Linked DNA regions of Homo sapiens: region 2 is linked to region 1. The links are chromatin loops, found by intact Hi-C in ENCODE. Cell type or tissue: heart left ventricle. All regions are shown on one strand.

What was found. Peaks named below come from ENCODE experiments on the same cell type or tissue, not always from the same donor. Only the 100,000 strongest peaks of a DNase experiment are listed, where the experiment ranks them.
Region 2: a loop joins it to region 1, with 4 times the contacts of the local background. A loop is called at or near these places in 9 of 110 quality-filtered maps.

Annotation. Positions count from the first base shown.
Region 1 is chr16:55,322,551-55,325,050 of GRCh38, reverse strand. It overlaps IRX6 (iroquois homeobox 6), which reads right to left and starts at 848. Exons shown (of 6, transcript NM_024335.3): 1 at 1-848. In heart left ventricle, a CTCF peak has its summit at 1,181 (motif pointing left); a DNase peak (open chromatin) is centred at 1,164; H3K4me3 peaks cover 2,047 bases; H3K27ac peaks cover 2,053 bases; H3K27me3 peaks cover 1,307 bases.
Region 2 is chr16:55,119,385-55,121,884 of GRCh38, reverse strand. No RefSeq gene overlaps it. Among named protein-coding and RNA genes, the nearest start is that of IRX5, 190 kb to the right of the region's middle. In heart left ventricle, a CTCF peak has its summit at 1,364 (motif pointing left); no DNase peak of the experiment used is centred here.

The DNA of each region.
Region 1 (2,500 bases):
CCCGTCTCAGCCCAGCTGTTCCGCGCCCCCAGCAGTGAGGTGTCTCAGTTCCTTACACCGCTGCGGATGCCCAGCGCCGGTTCCTTCGCCTGGTTGGCCCCAGTGGAGGCAGAGCCGAGGGCAGCCCGGCTGCCGAGCCCTGCGCTCCGGAAGGCGCCCCTCCGGCCCGTGGGGTCCGGAAGACAGAAGGGCCCATGGATGGGCAGGGGAAGGAAGAAGATGCGGGTTCCCAAAGGCGCGTGGTGGCGAGGTGAGGCGCGGCGCGGCGCGGGGCTGTGAGGCTCCGGAGGTGTCCCAGTCCAAGGTGGCCAGAGGCTCAATGTGACGTCACGGTAATCCCGGGCCGCCAGACGGGACCCCGGGCCCCGGGACCCTGGGCCACCAAGCGTGCCAAGCGCAGCCAGCCCGTGCGCGCGCGCGCACTCTCACCCACACTCACACTTGCTCCGGGAGGTTTGTGCAGCTGGCGAGGAACGTCAAAAACCCTGACCCTCTCTGCTCGGCGCTGAATCCTACCCCTTTTCGCCTGGAGCTCACGCGCGCGCGCACACACACACAACCTCTCCAAATTACCCGGGAGAAGTAGGAGAAACGCCTCCCTCTGAGCCGCGCAGGCCCCGGGCGCAGCGCGCTCACCTCCTCCCCTGCGGCCCGGAGGAGGCGAGAGGCAACCGGGGCGGCGAGGGAGGAGAGAATACAAAAGAAGAGACAGGAGAAAAGTGGGGGAGAAAGGCAAGAGGGAGAAGGAGGAGGGGAGAGGGGAGACAGGAGTCTGAGTGAACAGAGGCGCGTGGGGGAGGGGGAGGGAGCTGGGGTGGGCGAAGGCTGGGCGGAGGCTGAGCACTGGCAGGTGGAGGAGAGCAGAGGCCCGGGGGAGAAGCCTCCAGCCCGGTTCCTCCGCCCCTGCGCTGAAGTAAAGTTTGTTCACGCCACAGGCCCGGCTCTCGTTGGAGCAGCTCCGGGCAGCGTCGGTGGATCCCACTGGCCCGCCCATCTTTGTCCTCGGGGATCTGGTTCCCCGCCTCAGCCTCCCCAGGACTCGGGCTAGATTCCGGCTCTCCAAGCCCTGGCCTGGCCCAGGGCCTTGACCTTGGAGCTTCTCTGCAGCTGCCTGGTCCTCGAGTAGGCCGGATAGCGCCCCCTCGAGGCCGAGGTTCGGGATCCCTCAGATTCCGTCGGGAAACTCGCCAGGTCCGATCCCTGGCAGCCGCAGGCTGCTTGCTAAGATCCCTGGGCATCTCCTCCGAAGGCAAGGCTTGGCTGCCTCGCGCGCGCGCCTCCCGCAGTGGCCGCGGGGCAGCCAGGGAGCCTGAAGAAGGCTCCCGGTCCGGGCTGCAGCCCCTGCGCTCCGCTGGGGGTGGCGCTGGAGAGCCGCAGTGGAGCGCTCCGGGAGGGCGGCCCATTCCCTGCGCTCCTCCTGGACGCCCGGCTGGGCCCAGCGGTCTGACCACCCCCTCACTCCATCCCAGGGGTCTTCAAAGGGGCACTGATGGGTGGGCGGCGGCAGGGGTGGGGGAGGCTCGTTGGTACCCAGGAAGGGGCTGCCTCCTCTAGGCCTGGCCCCGAGACATGGAACCTCCAATTTGCGAGCACGGTAGACTGCACATCTGAAGGCTCAGTACTCTGGCCCCAGCTGCCCTTCTGAGAGCCTCCAACCCGCGACGTCTAGGGGTGAAAAGGGACTGTCGGTCTGGTAGGGGAAGGTCTTCGGTGGGCACTGCAGGAATCCAGTGGGATTTGCAGGCCAGAAACCTCAGAAAGCCTTGCCTTTCACTTACCGGGGTCACCGCGCTTTATACTTTTAAAAGCGCTTTATACTTTTAAAGTTGCACCAGGCTCTTGCTGCAACTCCTCCAAGGAGCCATAGGGGTTGGTTCAAGGGCCCAGTTTTATTTTCTAGTTGAAACGCGAGAGCCTGTGGCCCAGAAGATAGCAACGGCTCTGGGTTCTTGTATGAGGCGGGGCAAGGTCTGGGGTCCTGGACGGGGCGTACCTCAACTCCAAGTTTGCCACTAGCACCTTACACTGATCTCTTTAGCATGACATCTCTAGGTCCCCACACCCCGTTTTAAAAACACATTCTGCAGAATGCTCAAGGAGCTTAAGCCACAAACCAGAGACTCCTCTGCTTAAGAGATTGTTAACATGAGGACAAGCTCCATTCTAAATACTAACAAACACAGCTACTGCTGCTGCTGCTGCTGCTGTTACCTTGGAGAAACCTTGCGTTCATCCAGGGAAACTCCTAGTTAGAAAAAGAATTATAGTCCTCACCAGATTGACTTAGTGATAAAAATTCACAGTAATAGATAGATCCCTTGATTTTTCAAAATGCACTTTGGAACTATCCACACATTTGCAGCTTGGATACATCTATGCTATTTTTTTAAAGTAAGAATTGGAGAGTATTCATTAAATTCATCCCTTGGGGAAGATTACTGCTAATTAATTAATTGCAAACATTTCCAGAGGGAAGGTATGTCAATTGTAAAGTAATAAA
Region 2 (2,500 bases), 200 kb after region 1:
GCTGACAGCATCCTTGCACTCAACTGGGTCCTCGACCCAGCTCAAGGCAGGTCCCTGGGACGTGGCTTGAGAACCTTCCTTTCCTCCCCTCCAGTGGTGACATGGTGCTCAGGAAAGGACAAGTCACTGGTATCAGACAGAGGGCTGGGCCTTGCCCACTGGTCCCTCTTGTTGAGCTGTGTGACCTTGGGCAATGCTCCTCCCCTCCCTGGCCTTAGTTCTGGGTTCCAAAGAGATACTCAGGAACCGCCACTGTAGTAAGGGAGGGTCTCAGTGTACAGGGCTCAGAACCCCTACTCTGGCTCCTGGCTCTACCCAGGGTAGCTTAACATACCTGTTCTGTAGATTTGCGTTTCTAGTAAATTGTCCCTTGATACACACCTATTAGAATAGTGGGAAAAGGTAACAGTATCAATTGCCGGTGAAGATATAGAACAGCCAGAACTCTCATTCATTGCTGATGGGAATGCAACATGGTGCAATCACTTCGGAAAACAATTTGGTGGTTTCTTAGAAAGTTGAACATATACTTATAACATGACCCAGAATGCACTTGTATTTTCCAAAAAGATATAATATATATGTTGTGTGTGTTTATACAAAAGCCTGTACTCAAATGTTCATAGAATCTTCGTAATAGCCGAAAAGTAGAAATAAACTCAATATCCCTCCTGTGGGGAATGGCTAAACAAACTGTGGTTTATCCATACAATGAATTCCATGCAGCAACCAAGGGCAATGAGCTACCGACACACAGAGCAACCGAATGGGTCTCCAGGGCATTGTGTTAAATGAAATGGCCGCATTATGTGTGATTCCATTTACAGAACATTCTGAAAAAGGCAACACTCCAGGGACAGAAAACAGATCCATGGTTGCCAGGGGTGGGGGAAGGGGCTGACCACAAGGGACTTGGGGATTTTAGGGGGACGATAGAACTCTTCTATATCTTGATTGTGGTAGTAGTTACACAACTGTATGTTTTTGTTAAAGCAGCAGAATTGTATGCTGTAAGGGTGAATTTTGCTGAATGCAAATTATACCCTAATTTAATACTTAAAAAAAATCATCTGAAGAAAAGATTCTGTGGCTGCAAAACAAAAGCTGGAAAATCCCCAAACTGGAGCAGACTAGAGGTCTTTCCCAATACACCAGTGTGGGTTCCTGGGAAGACCCAGCTTCTGCCCTTGCCTGCTCTGAGCTGAGGCCAGGGGTTCGGTTTGTGGGTCTGACACCATGTGTCTGAGTATCTGCTGGGTGCCCTGCCTGGAAGACGTTTGGTCCTCTCATGCCTGCTCCTGTGTGGCCTCCACTGAACAAACACTGACCCCTGCTGTCTTCATCTATTCCTTCTTCACTCCAGCTTGATCTCAGGACCAGAAAACCATGGTCCATCCCTAGGTCTGGGGAAGTCACAGGGGTAGCAGAGATGGGGAGCTGATCTGAGGCTAGGAAAAGACCTGGCAGCCAGTGCTTCAGGGGATGGACGCGATGGTGAACTGGGCTTTTTTCCTGGAGCCTCAAGCTGCCTCCTGGCCCTGGGGCAGGGTAGGACAGATGGGTCAAGGGCCAGGCAGACACCAGGTGGATAGCCCAGAGGCTCCCAGGACACATTACTATGTCTTTTCCTTGTCCAGGTTTTACTGTCCTGGCCTTGGCATCAGAAGGGGACACCAGGGCTTCCACAGATGGGGGCAGCACTGGGGTGGGGTAGGAGGCAGACAGAGGACTTTGGTGAAGTCCTGCTCAGCCTCTCTGGACCTCAGTCTTTTTAGCTGTTAAGTAGGGATGCCAATCACTGCTCCTCTATTTCATTTATTCATGTACTGAGCACCAGTTACTATAGAGGTCTTTGGGAGTAAGGGGATGATCGTCACTACCGGGATCCCTGGCTCCACAGAGCTCAGAGATTCACAGTGATAGTAGTACCATCAAGCTGTGGCTATGCCCAGGCCCAGTCTACAGGGAGGCCTTGGAATTGGTCTACTATTTACAACTGCCTGGGGACCACTCAGGAGAAATGAGGGGAAGAGAGACTGGCTAGAAGCAGATGGTGGGATAGATCCTGGGCTCTCTTGGCAGCTTCTCCTTGACCCTCCTGTCCCAGAGCCCCCTTAAACCTGTCCTCAGATGCTGGTTCAGATGAGAGAACACCAACCTCTGGGGTGAACATGCCCAGGGTGAGGGAGGCCCAGGGGGCCAGGAACAATGTGCCTGGGCCCATGTGCTGATGTGCATGCACTTACATGTGTGGATATTTGCATGTGTAGTGACTTGTACATATGAGTGTGTGTGCATATGACTGCTTATGAATACATGCTAGGGCTTGCATGTATCTGTGCTTGCATGTGTGTACATCTCTAAGGGTAAGAACACACAGTCCTGTGGATCTCTGCATATGTGCACTGTCACATGTGTGTGGGGGTGTGAGCGCGGGGTGCATCTGCGTGCATGAGCAATGTGGCCAGTGTGTGCCTCTGTGTTCTCATGTGGGTACATG